Linked DNA regions of Homo sapiens: region 2 is linked to region 1. The links are chromatin contacts, found by Hi-C or POLR2A ChIA-PET in ENCODE. All regions are on one chromosome and are shown on one strand. Each heading gives the region's core, a stretch centred on a gene start or an enhancer-like site at or near the end of the contact. The rest is flanking DNA. Distances are from core to core; before and after follow the strand shown. Region 1 overlaps LOC105369484 (a long non-coding RNA gene). Region 2 has its middle 91 kb from the start of LINC02715.

Region 1 (7,259 bases), core at 4,760-7,259:
TGCTGGGGCCATATGACCCAGCAGATTCAATGGTGCTTGAGGTGTCAGTGGCAGATAGGGATGCTGTTTGGAGCCGTTGGCAGGCCCCCATAGGTGAATCAGAGCAGAGGCCTCTAGGATTTTGGAGCAAGGCCCTGCCATCTTCCACAGATAACTACTCTTCTTTTGAGAGACAGCTCTTGGCCTGTTACCAGGCTTTGGTGGAAACTGAATGTTTGACTACGGGTCATCAAGTCACCATGCAACCTGAACTGCCTATCATGAACTGGTTGCTTTCTGACCCATCTAGCCATAAAGTGGGTCATGCAGAGCAGCATTCCATCATTAAATGGAAGTGGTATGTATGTGATGGAGCTCAGGCTGTTCCTGAGGGCACAAGTAAGTTACATGAGAAAGTGGCTCAAATGCCCATGATCTCCACTTCTGTCACCCTGCCTTCTCTCCCTCAGCCTGCACCAATGACCTCATGAGGAGTTCCCTATGATGAGTTGACAGAGGAAGAGAAGACTAGGGCCTGGTTCACAGATGGTTCTGCATGATATGCAGGCACCACCTGAAAGTGGACAGCTGCACCACTACAGCCCCTTTCTAGGACATCCCTGAAGGACAGCGGTGAAGGGAAATCTTCCCAGTGAGCAGAACTTCAAGCAGTGCATCTGGCCGTGCACTTTGCTTGGAAGAAAAAATGGCCAGATGTGCGATTACATACTGATTTATGGGCTGTAGCCAATGGTTTGGCTGGATGGTCAGGGACTTGGAAGAAGCATGATTGGAAAATTGGTGACAAGGAAATTTGGGGAAGAGGTATATGGATGGACTTCTCTGAGTGGTAAAAAACTGTGAAGCTATTTGTATCTCATGTGAAGGTTCACTAAAGGGTGACCTCAGTAATCAAGTGGATAGGATGACTCATTCTGTGGATAACACTCAGCCTCTTTCCCCAGCCACCCCTCTCATCACCGAATGGGCCCATGAACAAAGTGGCCATGGTGGCAGGGACAGAGGTTATGCATGGGCTCAGCAACATGAACTTTCACTCGCCAAGGCTGACCTGGCTACAGCCACTGCTGAGTGCCCAATTTGCCAGCAGCAGAGACCAACACTGAGCTCTTGATATGGCACCATTCCTCAATCAGCCAGCTACTTGGTGACAGGCTGATTATATTGGAGCTCTTGCATCATGGAAAGAGCAATGGTTTGTTCTCACCAGAACAGATACTTACTCCAGATATGGGTGTGCCTATCCTGCACACAATGCTTCTGTCAAGACTACCATCTGTGGACTCATGGAATGCCTTATCCACTGTCATGGTATTCCACACAGCATTGCCTCTGACCAAGGCACTCACTTTACAACCAAAGAAGTGCAGCAATGGGCTCATGCTCATGGAATTCACTGGTCTTACCATGTTCCCCATCATCCTGAAGCAGCCGGATTGATAGGACGGTGGAATGGCCTTTTGAAGTCAAAATGACACCACCAACTAGGTGATAGCACTTTGCAGGGCTGGGGCAAAGTTCTCCAGAAGGTTGTGTATGCTTTGAATCAGCATCCAATATATGGTACTGTTTCCCTCAGAGCCAGTATTCATGGGTCCAGGAATCAAGGGATGGAAATGGAAGTGGCACCGCTCACCATCATCCCTAGTGACCCCCCAGCAAAATTTTTGCTTCCTGTTCCTGTGACATTACGTTCTGCTGGTCTAGAGGTCTTAGTTCCAGAGGGAGGAATGCTGCCACCAGGAGACTCAACAATGATCCCATTAAACTGGAAGTTACGATTGCCACCTGGACACTTTGGGCTCCTCCTACCTCTAAGTCAACAGGCTAAGTAAGGAGTTACATTGTTGGCTGGGGTGATTGATCTGGTCTGTCAAGATGAAATCAGTCTACACAGGAGATCTCTTAGGGCGTCTCTTATATCATACCCTGTGATTAAGGTCAATGGGAAACTAAAACAACCCAATCCAGGCAGGACTACAGATGACCCAGACCCTTCAGGAATGAAGGTCTGGGTCACTCCACCAGGTAAAAATTCACCACCCACTGAGGTGCTTGCTGAAGGCAAAGGGAATACAGAATGGTTAGTAGAAGGTAGTCACCAATACCAGCTACAACCACATGACCAGCTGCAGAAACGAGAACTGTAATTGTCATGAGTATTTCCCCTTATTTTGTTAAGAACATGTTTGTGCATGTGTACACTTATACTAAGGAAATATCTTCATTTTATTTCTTTTCTTTTTCCTTTATCATATGACATAAGATTTATTGACTTTATATCAGCATTTAAGTGTTGTTAACTTTATGTAATAGCACTTAGGTTAAGGATTAGTGCACTTCCATTTGTACAAAGAATAGTTGTATTATGTTAGGCATAATTATGACCTTTTATTGATTGTCTTTATTTGAAGATTATGTATGATTTCAGGAGATGCGTACGGGTTCAAGTTGACAAAGGGTGGACTTGTGATTGTTAATACTGAATGTCAACTTGATTGGATTGAAGGATGCAAAGTATCGTTCCCGAGTGTGTCTGTCAGGGTGTTGCCAAAGGAGATTAACATTTGAGTTAGTGGACTGGGAGAGGCAGACCCACTCTCAATCCAGGTGGGCACCATCTAATCAGCTGCCAACATGGCTAGAATAAAGCAGGCAGAAGAAGTTGGAAGGACTTGACTCATTGAGTCTTCCGGCCTTCATCTTTCTTCCTTGCTTCTTTCATCCTCAACTATCTTTGCTTCCTTTCTTCCTGCCCTCAACTATCAGACTCCAAGTTATTCAGCTTTTGGACTCTTAGATTTACACCAGTGATTTGCCAGGGGTCCTGGAGCCTTCAGCAACAGACTGAAGGCTGCACTCTTGGCTTCCCTACTTCTGAGGTTTTAGGACTCAGACTGGCTTCCTTGCTCCTCAGCTTGCAGATGGCCTATTGTGGGACTTCATCTTGTGTTTGTGTGAGTCAATACTTCTTTATAAAAGTCCTTTCATATACACATCTATCCTATTAGTTCTGTCCCTCTAGAGAACCCTGACTAATACAGGTTCCAAGGAAAGCATGGCTACCTTGCAACAGAATTGAGAGTACATAAACATGGCCCAGAAATCCTGCATTTATAGGGAATAAAAAAATAAACCTATATTGAGAAAATTTCTGTTAACATGAACTAAAAGCGATTGTGACTTTTTGAGATATAAAACTGCCTCTAGTCTCCTCCTACCCCAACCTTCCACAGGGAGGGTGCAGGCTGAGAGGGTGACTCAGACACCAAATACGGCATATTCTCCAATGCCCACTTTAGAAGTGACCAAGGGGGATTTTGGCAAGGGACTTCCCAAAGAGTGGAGCCAAAAACCATAGAGAAATAATGAACTGAGGTTTGGGGAGCTATGCCCAGGGAGCAGTAATGGGGTCTAAGCCAGTAAGAATATTCCCTTCTCCCAAGGTAGGGGAACCTGGCAACATTGATCAACGAGGATTTCACAATGGCTATAAACCATGACCGCTATGTGCATCTCACTCTTCTCCTACTAGAAGACACCAGCAGGGGATGAGATTTGGAAGGATCTTGAGATGGACGCAAGCACCTGTGGGAGGGATGTGAAGAAAGGCAATGGAAAGCAGACTGGGGTTAATTGAATTATTTGTGCCTGTTCTTTTTTTCCCTCAAAAGAGAATTAGACATAACTCATTCTTGCCATCTTCTCAAGGCAAGCAGAGGATACTTCCCCATCCCTCACTTTAGGCTGGGCCATGTGACTTGCTTTGGCCAATCAGAAGTTGGTAGACATGAAGCAAGCGGATGTGCTGTGTGGTTGCACTCATCCTCTTGCCCCCTAGGAGACTCCCATGAGAAGAGCTTCCCCCTGGTAGCAGATACCCCTTCAACCTGGGCTCCAAAATGAATACAGAGCAACATACCTGAGCCCAGACCTGCAACCTGCAGCCAAGGCCGGTTTACCTGAAGCCAAAAGCAGAGTCTCATTCCAGCTAACCCGCAAACATAAGCAAAATAAGTAAATGTTTGTTGTTTTCGGCCAGACAGATTTAATGTTTGTTATGCGGCTTTATTGTGGCAATAGCAGACTAAGATATGTATTTTCCCATGTCATTTCATATTCTTTAAAAAGCACTCTTACAAATACATTGATTCCATTGAAAAATTTCATTTAGTTAACTATTTCCTGATTCTGAAATATTAGGGTTTTTACTAAATCTGTTTTTTTGCCTCTATTTTTTGCTTCTTATAACAATGCTATTAATAACATATTAATCCATAATTTTTCCATACTTTGATTTATTTTCATAGGGTTAAAACTGGATAATAACATCTACTTCCCAGAGCTGTTGTGATGGTTAAAAGACTTAAAATAATTAAACGCTAAACATATCATCTTTCATGTAATAAGCATTCAGTAATGATTGCTATTGTTTTTTGTTATAGAGTTCCAAAAGTAAGAAAAACAATTCCAAGCTCTTGATATGAAATATAAAACTATTTTCCAATAGTTATACCAATTTATACTGCTAACAGCATCATGTGAGTTTTAGCATACCTTCAAACAACTCCATTTTTTTAACCTTGGCTATTTTGACAGTTGAGAAATAATATCTTGCTGATATTTTAATTTTTATAGCTTTTATTACAAGTGAGGTGGAAATTATTTTATAAACTGTCTAACCATTTATACTTTCTCTTCTGCAAATTACCAGTTAACACGTCCATTTAATATGCCCATTTCCATCCAGTCATGATGTTGGTCTTCCTCTGACCTGATAGACTTACCTGGTGCCAAAGAACTGATTGATTTCTGTGCTTTTCAATATGATAGCCACCTGTGGCCACTGGGCACTGTGCCACAAGTTATAATATTTTGGATATAGTGAGTTTAATGAAATATATTATTAGAATTTATTGTATATGTTTCTTTTTACTTTTTAAAATATAGCTACTAGAAAATTTTAAACTACATATTTCTATTGGACAGAGCTACTTAGACCTTTGAATATCACTTGCTCTGAAATTCTTCTTGGTCAAAACTCTCATTGCCCACACCCTTATGTTGGGTTCTCCTGCTATTACATGGTCTATCAGCCATAGTCTGTTGTTAACCTTCTAGATAATGCTGTGTTGAGTCCAATCCCTCTCCTCGAAATCCCTGCTGCATTTCATTCTCCGAGTCTCACCTCCTCCTAATTCAGTTCCATCCTCCTGTGATTAATCCTCCCAAGTCTCAACACATCTCAATTAGGTTCTATTACAGATTCCTGGATGAAATGGCAAACTTGATTAGGATTTTTAAATCCTATAATGTGTGTTAAATAGATTATACTCACTGCTATCTATGTTTATATTCCATTTATTCTATTTCTAGCAATAAAACATGGCTTTTCAAATGCTGAGTATTTTTTATTTGAAAGTGCCATTGAAAGGTTACAAACATACAAAGCTAATAAACAATTGCATATGTTTTTCAAATTCCCCTACCTCTGCCCACACCTTCAAACGTAACCACTGTGAATCCTCTCAAAACCACAGTTGGTGAAGACAGCCAAAGGTTATATCTGTAGCCACGAACCCTCAAAAGTTTCCTAACACCAACTCCAGCTGACTAAAATGTCACAGACATTTACTTATAATCCCTGGGGTTTTTGAATCTATAAGGCAGCATGGGTATGGGTTAACTTACCTGGCCACAGTAGAATTTTTTAAAGCCCTTTATGAAGGATTCAAGAAAAAGAAGTCTGTAACGCTGATGCAAAGTAGAATTCTTAATGTATTGAAAGGGATTATCATATGTCACGTGGAAATTCAACCTCGTTTTTTAGATCCACAGCTCTTTCCTTGTTGCCTAAATTCGTAATCGTGAGGCTCATTTGCCTTAGAGAAGTATCTGCAGCACATTTTTAATGCCAGACCTGCTCCTTCCGCCGTTCTTGCCCCTTTCCAGCAAGCTATTTCCCACCTCCCCCAACATCCCCATGGCTGCCCAGGAATTAAAACCAATTTGAATATGTAATCATGTGGAATAATAAGCACAAGTGTACTCTCTGGGGTGCTCTCTGGCTGCTACTCATCTCCTTGCAACTAGTTTCCTAAGTGCCTTTGAGAGATGCTGAGAACGCCATGTTGACGGTTAACCTTTTAACAGTTTTGCCATTCTCTGTTCACTCTGGCTACAAGCCCAGCTCTAAAGGAGGCACAGGAAGTGGGGTGAAGGAAGGGTTTCCTTCCTTCTAAGACTCACTGGAGAAACATTCTCCATAGCCTGAGGAAGAGAGTTGAGCAGGCTTTGAATAGTGTATTTTTAAAACATTCATTATTCTGACAATGGAGTTTCATGAAACTAGCTTTTATTCCTTTTATGCAAGTCAAACAGAGATTGCCCAAAACATATTACCATGCCAGGAAGTAAATAACTATTGCCTTGTTTTATGAATATGAGAAATTTCTGTGAAGATGCCTAAATATTTTGATTAATTTAAAAGCAGATGAGCTGATGTGTAGGTATTTACAACATCAAAGTACTTTTCTGATTGACTCAGTTTCAAAAATGCAATATAAAAGGTAGAGCATTCATCTTAAATAGCAATTTAGAAGTGGATGCTTTGGGTATTCTGAGGCATTCAAAATCTGATTATTTTGATACTGATACTGCTATTTTGATGCAAACACTGCAGTGATCAATTTGGTGGATGTGAGGGGAGGGCCTCACTCGGTATCTAGTATTCCTTATTAAAATGTAAAAGCACCCACTGTACCTCTTGAATATATAAGAATAATGAGCCATACCAGTAAATATCTGAATTGCAATCAGTGTTGTTTTGCCTGTATCGTCTCATTTCATCTTCAAAGCATGTGTCTGGGAGATAGATATTATTAGGAGTAATCACTGATGTTGCTGAGATTGAGACTTCCTTCGCAGTTGGTTATAAAGATCTAAGAATAAATCATCTTTCTTGAACTCGAGCATATCCATTAAGGTCAGAATTTCTGCAGATTGAGCTGGAGCTATTTTTAGGTACGGTTCTAAAGCAGCTGCAATTCAAGTGTCACAGTGCATGCCTTTTTGGCTCAGCAGTTGATAGTTCTGCTTCGTGCTACTCTCCTTCCCCAGACTCCTGGGACCATCGCATAGAGGGTGCTTGAGACATGCTGCACTGGACGATGCACACACCCCATCTCTCCAACATGACTGTAAGCCCCTTTAGTTTTACAATATGCAAAACCTTAGCACAGAGCTCTACGCAATTAATA
Region 2 (7,497 bases), core at 1,399-3,898, 57 kb before region 1:
GGAAATTCTGCCATATATAGCAACATAGATGAGCCTTAAGAACATTACGCTAAGTGAAGTAAGCCAGCCACAAAAACACTAATAGTACATTTGTGTACTTTTAGGAAGTATCTAAATTAGTCAAACTCATACAAGCAGGAAGTATAATAGTGGTTGCCAAGGGCTGAGGGGAGGAAGAAATAAGGAGTTGCTGTTCAACGGCATAAGATTTCAGTTACTCAAGATTAATAAATTCCAGAGATATGTTGTATAACATTATGTCAATAGTTAGCAATACTGCATTATACACTTTAAAAATGTTGTCAAGAGAGTGGATCTCATGTTAAGTCTTCTTACCACAATAAAAAAAAATTAACTCCAATATGTCATAAGCCTAAATGTTAGCACTAACTAAAGCAATAACACTCTTAAAAGAATACATAAGAGTAAATCTTCGGGCCTGTAATCCCAGCACTTTGGGAGGCTGTGGTGGGCGGATCACAAGGTCAGGAGTTTGAGACCAGCCTGGCCAATATGGTGAAGGCCCGTCTCTATTAAAAATACAAAAAATTAGCGGGGCATGGTGGCAGGCGCCTGTAGTCCCAGCTACTCGAGAGGCTGGAGTAGGAGGATCACTTGAACCCTGGAGGCCGAGGTTGCAGTGAGCCAAGATCGTGCCACCACACTTCAGCCTGGGTGACAGAGTGAGACTCCATCTCAAAAAAAAAGAGTAAATCTTCATGACCAGGGGTTAGGCAAGGCTTTCTTAGATACAACACCAAAAGCACAATTGAAAAAAGAAGAAAAAGATAAACTTGGCTTCATCAAAATCAAAGACTTTTCTGCTCCAAAAGGCATTATTTGAAAAATAAAAATAAAAATACACCTTCAGAATGGGAGGAAATATTTGCAAATAATATATCTGATAAGATACTTTTATCTAGAACATATAAAAGAAACACAACTCAATAATGAAAACATAAATAACCCAATTTAAAAATGGGCAAAATATCTAAATAGACATTTCTCCAAAGAAGATATACAAATGACAAATAATCACATGAAAATATAAATGCAAGTCAAAACCACAGTAAGACAGCACTTTACACGCACTAGGGTGGCTATAACCCAAATGATGGAAAGGGAAAGTGTTGAGGAAAGTGTGAAGAATTTGGAACCCAGATGGTGGCAGTGTAAAATGGTGCAACCACTTAGGAAAATAATCTGACAGTTACTCAAAATGTCAAACACAGAGTTACCATTTGACCCAATAACTTCACTCCTAAGTATATACTCAAGAGAAATGAAAACATACCCACTCAGATGCTCATAGCAACATTGCTCATAGTAGTCAACAAGTGGAAACAACCCAAGTACATAGTGTTAAGTGTTCTTACCACAATAAAAAAATTAACTCCAATATATCATAAGCTAAATGTTAGCACTAATTAAAGCTATAACAAGTATTCATCAACTGGAGAATAGATAAGTAAAATGTGGTATATCCCTTCAATGGAATACCATTCAGCAATTAAAAATAGGAAGTACTGAGAGATGCCACAACATGGGTGAACCTTGGAAACAATATGCTAAGTGAAAGAAGCGAGTCACAAAGAACCACATAAGGCATATTTATATAAAATGTCTAGAAGAGGCAAATCTATAGAAACAAAGAGTAGATTCGTGGTTGCCTAGAGCCGGGGAGATTGAAGGTAAGAGAGGACTGACTGTGTACAGGGTCTTGCGAGGGTGATGAAAATGTTCCAAAATTGATTGTGATGGTCACACCACCCCGTGAATATACTAAAAGCCACTGAATTGTACACTTGAAATAAATGGATTGTATAGTATATAAATTGATTTATAGTATATAGTATATAAATATCTCAATAAAGGTGTTAGATAAGTTACGGAGGTTGTCATTCTCAAGACCATGCAGTGTAGGCTCAGCAGAGGTCACTTGCTCAACCCCAACATTGAGCACTTCCTTAAATTTTCTGCCCTTAGATGCCTTGCTAGCCCCTCGCTCTAGTCTTGGCCCTGGCCGTGTGAATTCATGAGGCATTACATGAAAGGTACTTAACATATACACCTACTATGTACCCACAGAATAAAAAGTAAAAAGGTACTTAACATGACCACATACCAAGTGCTTAGTAAGTGTTTGTGGTTATGATTATTAAACATCAAGAACGTGCCAGTCTTGGGACATATAAATAATAGCTAAAGTGTACTGAGTACATGAACCAGGCCTTATTCTAAACACTTTCTATGAAGATTAGATAATTGCCCAAATACATCCACTAGTAAGTAGAGCAGCCTTTAAAAAATGTACAGGGAGCCTGGCTCCAGTGCCACTGTATTAAACTGCATCATTAGTGAGAGTGTAAAGATGGTCAGGATACATTCATTTTAATTAGTAATTCATTATGAACCATAAAGATGTTCATCAAGACTATAACAGCGTAGCAGTAAAGATGAGAAATCCCATTGGTTTACAGAGAATTGTAAGTTCATCTGAGGATGGGCAAGACTTCAGAAAGGGTTCATTCCCTTACCACCACTACCTGCAAGTTTCAGGATGGAAAGGAGCTTGCTGGGATGAAGAAGCGAAGAGAGAGCATTCCGAGTAGGCAGAGTAAAAATGAGTAAGAGCGAGTGCTGAAACCAGTCTAGCAGGTTCAGGAAATGGAATTCTGCTGTGGAGCCTGTAGAGTGGCACAATGCTGGCGCTTAGAGTTACCTAACAGAGCTCAGTGTGAAGGGTTTTCTACACCATACTGGAGTCAGAGCTTTGTTCAAAAATGAAGAGGAAGCCAGCAGAGGTCCTAAAGCAAGAGTAAAGCACACAGATAGGAGGTGGGGAGATCTTTCACAAAGAAATTAGATTTGACAACAAACGATAGACAACTATCTCTTAGACAAGCTGTCTCTTGATACGCCATAGTAATTTACTGACTTTAAAGCTCCCTTACTGAAGAACTTGAAAAATATTGAGCTTTCCCTTTGGATATTCATGACAACTGCTTTCATAATTTCTTTTATGTGGTTAATGCAATGTTTTCTATTTATAAATGTACTATAAACTCAATGAGATAAAAAATTATCCTTTCATATGCCACTGGTTAAGCATTCCATTTCAATCCCCCATTCCTTAGCCCAGATCTTAGTTTCAAGCATCATTTAAACAAAATTAGTTCAGGGTCAACAAAACAGTAGTTTTTAAATTTATCTCAAACATTATGTAGCTGACTAAACAAGCTTTCTTGAGAGTGCTTTAGGGTGAGACCCTTGTTTATCTGTTTGAAATTTCTGACCCACATGCTTGGCTGCAGATCAGCCAGGAAAGGAAAAATGATTTCTATCAAACTCACTTCTAAACAACAGCTCAATTCCCAGGATGTGAAAACACCATCTCTTACTTGCATCTGACCTTCTACCACCAGTTTCCTTTTGTCAACAATAGACTCTGCTAGTTCTGACACTGTTCCCTCACTCTGGGCAGCTGGTGCAGAGGTTAAGCACAGAACTGGACTGTTTGTATCAAGGAAATTCGTGGAGCTTGTTCTCCTGCCGCTATAGCAGCTGGTATTGCCTGGTCTAATGTCCCTTCTTTGATTTCATTGTTAAGCCCTCAGGCTCTTTACTTGAAATTTGTAACAGGGCTGCTTCTTACAAGCTACCTGAGATACAGAAGGGAGCTATGCAAGAGACAGTGATTTATTTCACTCTTTTTCATAACGGTTCTTTTTCCATCACTAAAGGATCTGAAATACTCTTTGGAGCATGAAGTATGATACAGTTTATGGATTCATAGATCATTGGGTTTAAAGAATACCTAGAGTTTTCTGTATGGCATTCGTTCTGTGACAAGTTTGGCCTGAAACTAATAGTCTAGTCATTGTTGCAACACTTCCATTGATGAGTCACTCTCAAGGTGGCTTGTTCTATTTTGGGATGGATATAATTTTTCAAAAATATTTCTCACTCCATTGGTTGGAATTGTTTGTCCTTCCATAGACTGACTGTAAAATATCAAAAGATTATATTATCTCTCTGTTTTTTTCTTTTCCAGGCTACACTAGGGTCATGGTCGAATCCATATTTTCTGTAGATTACTGTTTCCTTATCTTTAAAGTACTGACATTTTGCATCTTAGTAAAGCATCGGTTTTCTAACCTAAGAAAAAATGGAAGTGATAACATTAATACCTTCTATATTGTGTTATGAGGGCCAAATAAAATAATAAAGATGCAGTTACTATAAAAATATAGCATTCTCCAATGTCCTATATATGGTATCAGTATTATTAGAAATATAAATACCCCTGTAAAATCTCAGCTCAGATAATATTTTACTTAGAGCAAATTACTCAGTAGTTATCCAAAAGAAACTGAGCTCAACAATCTAGTCTTAACATGAGGAAAGAAGCAAAACTGTCCCTCAATCACTTCGATTAAGGCAAGAAATATTTTAATGAGTCCTTAGTTTGTGCTAGGCACTGTTCTAGAAATTAAGGATGCCAAAATAAGCAAAGTAGATAAAGTCATCCCTAAAGGAATTTATTTATTTATTTGAGATGGAGTCTTGCTCTGTTGCCCAGGCTGGAGTGCAGTGGTGCAATCTTGACTCACTGTAACCTCCACCTTTGGGGTTCGAGTGATTCTCGTGCCTCAGCCTCCCAAGTGGCTGGGACTTAGAGGCATGTGCCACCACACCCGGCAAATTTTTGTATTTTTAGTAGAGATGGAGGTTCACCATGTTGGTCAGGTTGATCTCAAACTCCTGACATCAGGTGATTCACCCACCTCAGTCTCTCAAAGTGCTGGGATTATGTGGCGTGAGCCACCATGCCCAGTGGAATTTATATTTTAATGTGGGGCCTGGTAACATATAAGTAAACATATTTGATGTTGTTAAATGCTATGGGGAAAAATGAAGCAGGTTAAAGAGTGTAAACGAGGAGATACTATTTTGTATACATTGAATAGGGAAGACCTCATTAATAAGGTGACATTCGAGGTGAAACCTGAAATAAATGAGATAGTCAGCTGTGTGGATACCCGGGGAAGGCATTTTCAGAAAGAGGAGATCGATAGTGCGTGCAAAGCTCCTGAGAGCAGGAAAAGTGGCTGCGGCACAGCAAATGAGTGGGGAAGTAGTAGGTGATCTAGGACCCTGGTGAGGACTCTGAGCTTCCTTCCAAGTGAGACAAGAAGTCACTGGAGGGCTTTGAGGACAGGAGTGATGTGACCTGATTTAGGTTTTAAGAGGATCACTATCCTACTCTGTGATACATAGACATCAGGGAAACCAGTTACAAAGTATTCCAATAATCTATCCAACAGATCATGTTAAACTGAACCAGGATAGTATGAGTATATATGGCTAAAATGCTCAAATTTATGGTATATTTTGAAGGTAGAGCCATTAGGATTTGCTGATGGATTGGAAATGGGATGTGAGAGAAAGGAAGGAGTTGAAGATACTCCAGGGTTTTTGCCCTGCACAATGGGTGGGTTAGAAATTACAGAGCATTTGGAATTCCACACCGAAAGGAAAGGGAGAAAAAGTTCAAAATGTAAACCATGGTTAAATTGTGAAAGACTTTGTACTTCATGCTAAAGAACTTGGAATTTGTCCTGCAGGCAGTAGGTTTTATGCATACAAAGTGATGTGACAAGTTTGTATTTCTTAAAAGTAACTCTAGAGGGACATGCAGGATGGAATAAAATGGGGTAAGACTAGACGATGATAGATTAGGACAATATTGTAATAGTCCAGGTGAGACATAGCACCACCAGGTAGCAGAATGATCTTAGTGTCTGCTGGCCTAAAAGCAAGGTTACTATAGACTCACTGGGGAAAGGAGATAAATGATCTTAAGAACCAAGTGATGATCCAAGTGATGGCAAGCAGATTCCAGTGTGTCCCGCTTTATCACTTGATCAATGCATCCCTTGCCTGGACAGTTCTGGAGATATATTGATCAGCCCATTTCAAAACATTCACATTTCTCCAGGAAATGTTCATTGAGTGCTTCCACCAGTTAGGTAACAGGCCAATACTTGACCTAGACTCTATGGTTTAAAAAGAAAATAGATGGGATTGGGAATCAAAATACCTGAATTATTCAAACCCCGCTACTGCAGAATAAACAAACCTCATTGAAATATTTATTGGTTACCATACATATGCATTATTATCCTCACATCCATGTTTCTATTCAGTGATCATTCTCAGGCATATGGTATATGTCAGGATTGAACACACTTTGAATTGAACCTTTTGTTTAAGAGTGATGAGGTGGTAAATTGTTTTCATGTTGCAGCTCAGTCAGAAATATTTTTTACTGGCCTTTTGCTGAACAAGGAAAATATCCACTAATCATGCAGGTAAGCCTTAGCATTTTGTCAGTTTTCTTGTATGCACAGGTAAAGTCAATGATGAGTATTTTCAAGCAGCAAGAATTCTTGTTTACAGTTTATATGTACTGAGTGAACTTATCTCTTCTTTCCTACCTAAGTCTAGGCCAAAAAACGCTTCAATTTTTTTTAATTGGATGTTAGCCTGTTGCTTTAAAAAAAATAAACTTTACTTTTAGAGCAGTTTTCGGTTCACAGCAAACTTGAGCAAACTACACAGAGATATCCCATATACTCCCCCCACATACACATAACATCCCTCATGATCAAAATTCCCCACCACGGTTGTACATTTGTTATAATTGGTGAACCTACACATTATTATCACCCAAAGTCCATAGTTCACATTACGGTTCACACTAGGTGTTGTACATTCTATGGGTGTAAATGAATTTATAAGGACGTGCATCAATCACTGTAGTATCATACAGAGCAGTCTCACCTCCCTAAAAGTCCTCTGTGCTTTGCCTATACATCCTTCTCTCCCTCTTTTCCTCATCTTTTATTGTCTCTATAGTTTTGCCTTTTCCAGAATGTTATATATTTGGAATCATATAGTATGTAGCCTGTGCAGATTGGCTTCTTTCACTTAGTAATATGCATTTACATTTCCTCCATGGCTTTTCATGGCTTTATAGCTCCTATCTTTTCATGCTGAATAATACTCCATTATCTGGATGTACCATAGTTTATTTGTCTACTGAAGGACATCTTGGTTACTTCCAGCTTTTGACAATTATGAATAAAGCTGTTATAAACACTAGTCTTCAGGTTTTGGTGTAGAAATGTTTACAGTTTATTTGGGTAAGCATTAAGGAGTGTGATTGCTGGATAATACAGTAAGAGTATGTTTAGCTTTGTAAGAAGCTGCCAAACTGTCTTTCAGAGTGCCTGTACTATTTTGCATTCTGCTCCAAAATGAATGAGCACTCTTATTGCTCCACATCCTCACCGACCAGCATTGATGTTGTTGGTGTTTCAAATTTTGGCCATTCTACTAGGTGTGTAGTGGTATCTCAGTGTTGTTTCATTTGCAATTTCCTAATGACGTATGATGTTGATTTTTTTTGTATGCTTCTCTGCCATCTGTATA

The links. Hi-C counts contacts between places; a loop is a spot of excess contacts on that map. ChIA-PET counts read pairs that join two places held with the same protein, here RNA polymerase II (POLR2A).
Region 2: a loop to region 1 is called in a map of endothelial cell of umbilical vein, with 4 times the contacts of the local background. The contact joins two enhancer-like sites. A Hi-C loop is called at or near these places in 1 of 168 maps with a recorded cell type or tissue (endothelial cell of umbilical vein). POLR2A ChIA-PET finds 5 or more read pairs at or near these places in 1 of 52 experiments (H1).

Annotation. Positions count from the first base shown.
Region 1 is chr11:109,965,207-109,972,465 of GRCh38, forward strand. It overlaps LOC105369484 (a long non-coding RNA gene), which reads left to right. Exons shown (of 3, transcript XR_948004.2): 2 at 7,120-7,199. Among named protein-coding and RNA genes, the nearest start is that of ZC3H12C, 120 kb to the right of the region's middle. Within about 2 kb of position 6,010, at least 4 of the 41 ENCODE cell types and tissues checked have a DNase peak (open chromatin) inside an H3K27ac peak, as active enhancers do; they include endothelial cell of umbilical vein, where a contact is called at or near this core.
Region 2 is chr11:109,911,568-109,919,064 of GRCh38, forward strand. No RefSeq gene overlaps it. Among named protein-coding and RNA genes, the nearest start is that of LINC02715, 91 kb to the left of the region's middle. Within about 2 kb of position 2,649, at least 2 of the 41 ENCODE cell types and tissues checked have a DNase peak (open chromatin) inside an H3K27ac peak, as active enhancers do; they include endothelial cell of umbilical vein, where a contact is called at or near this core.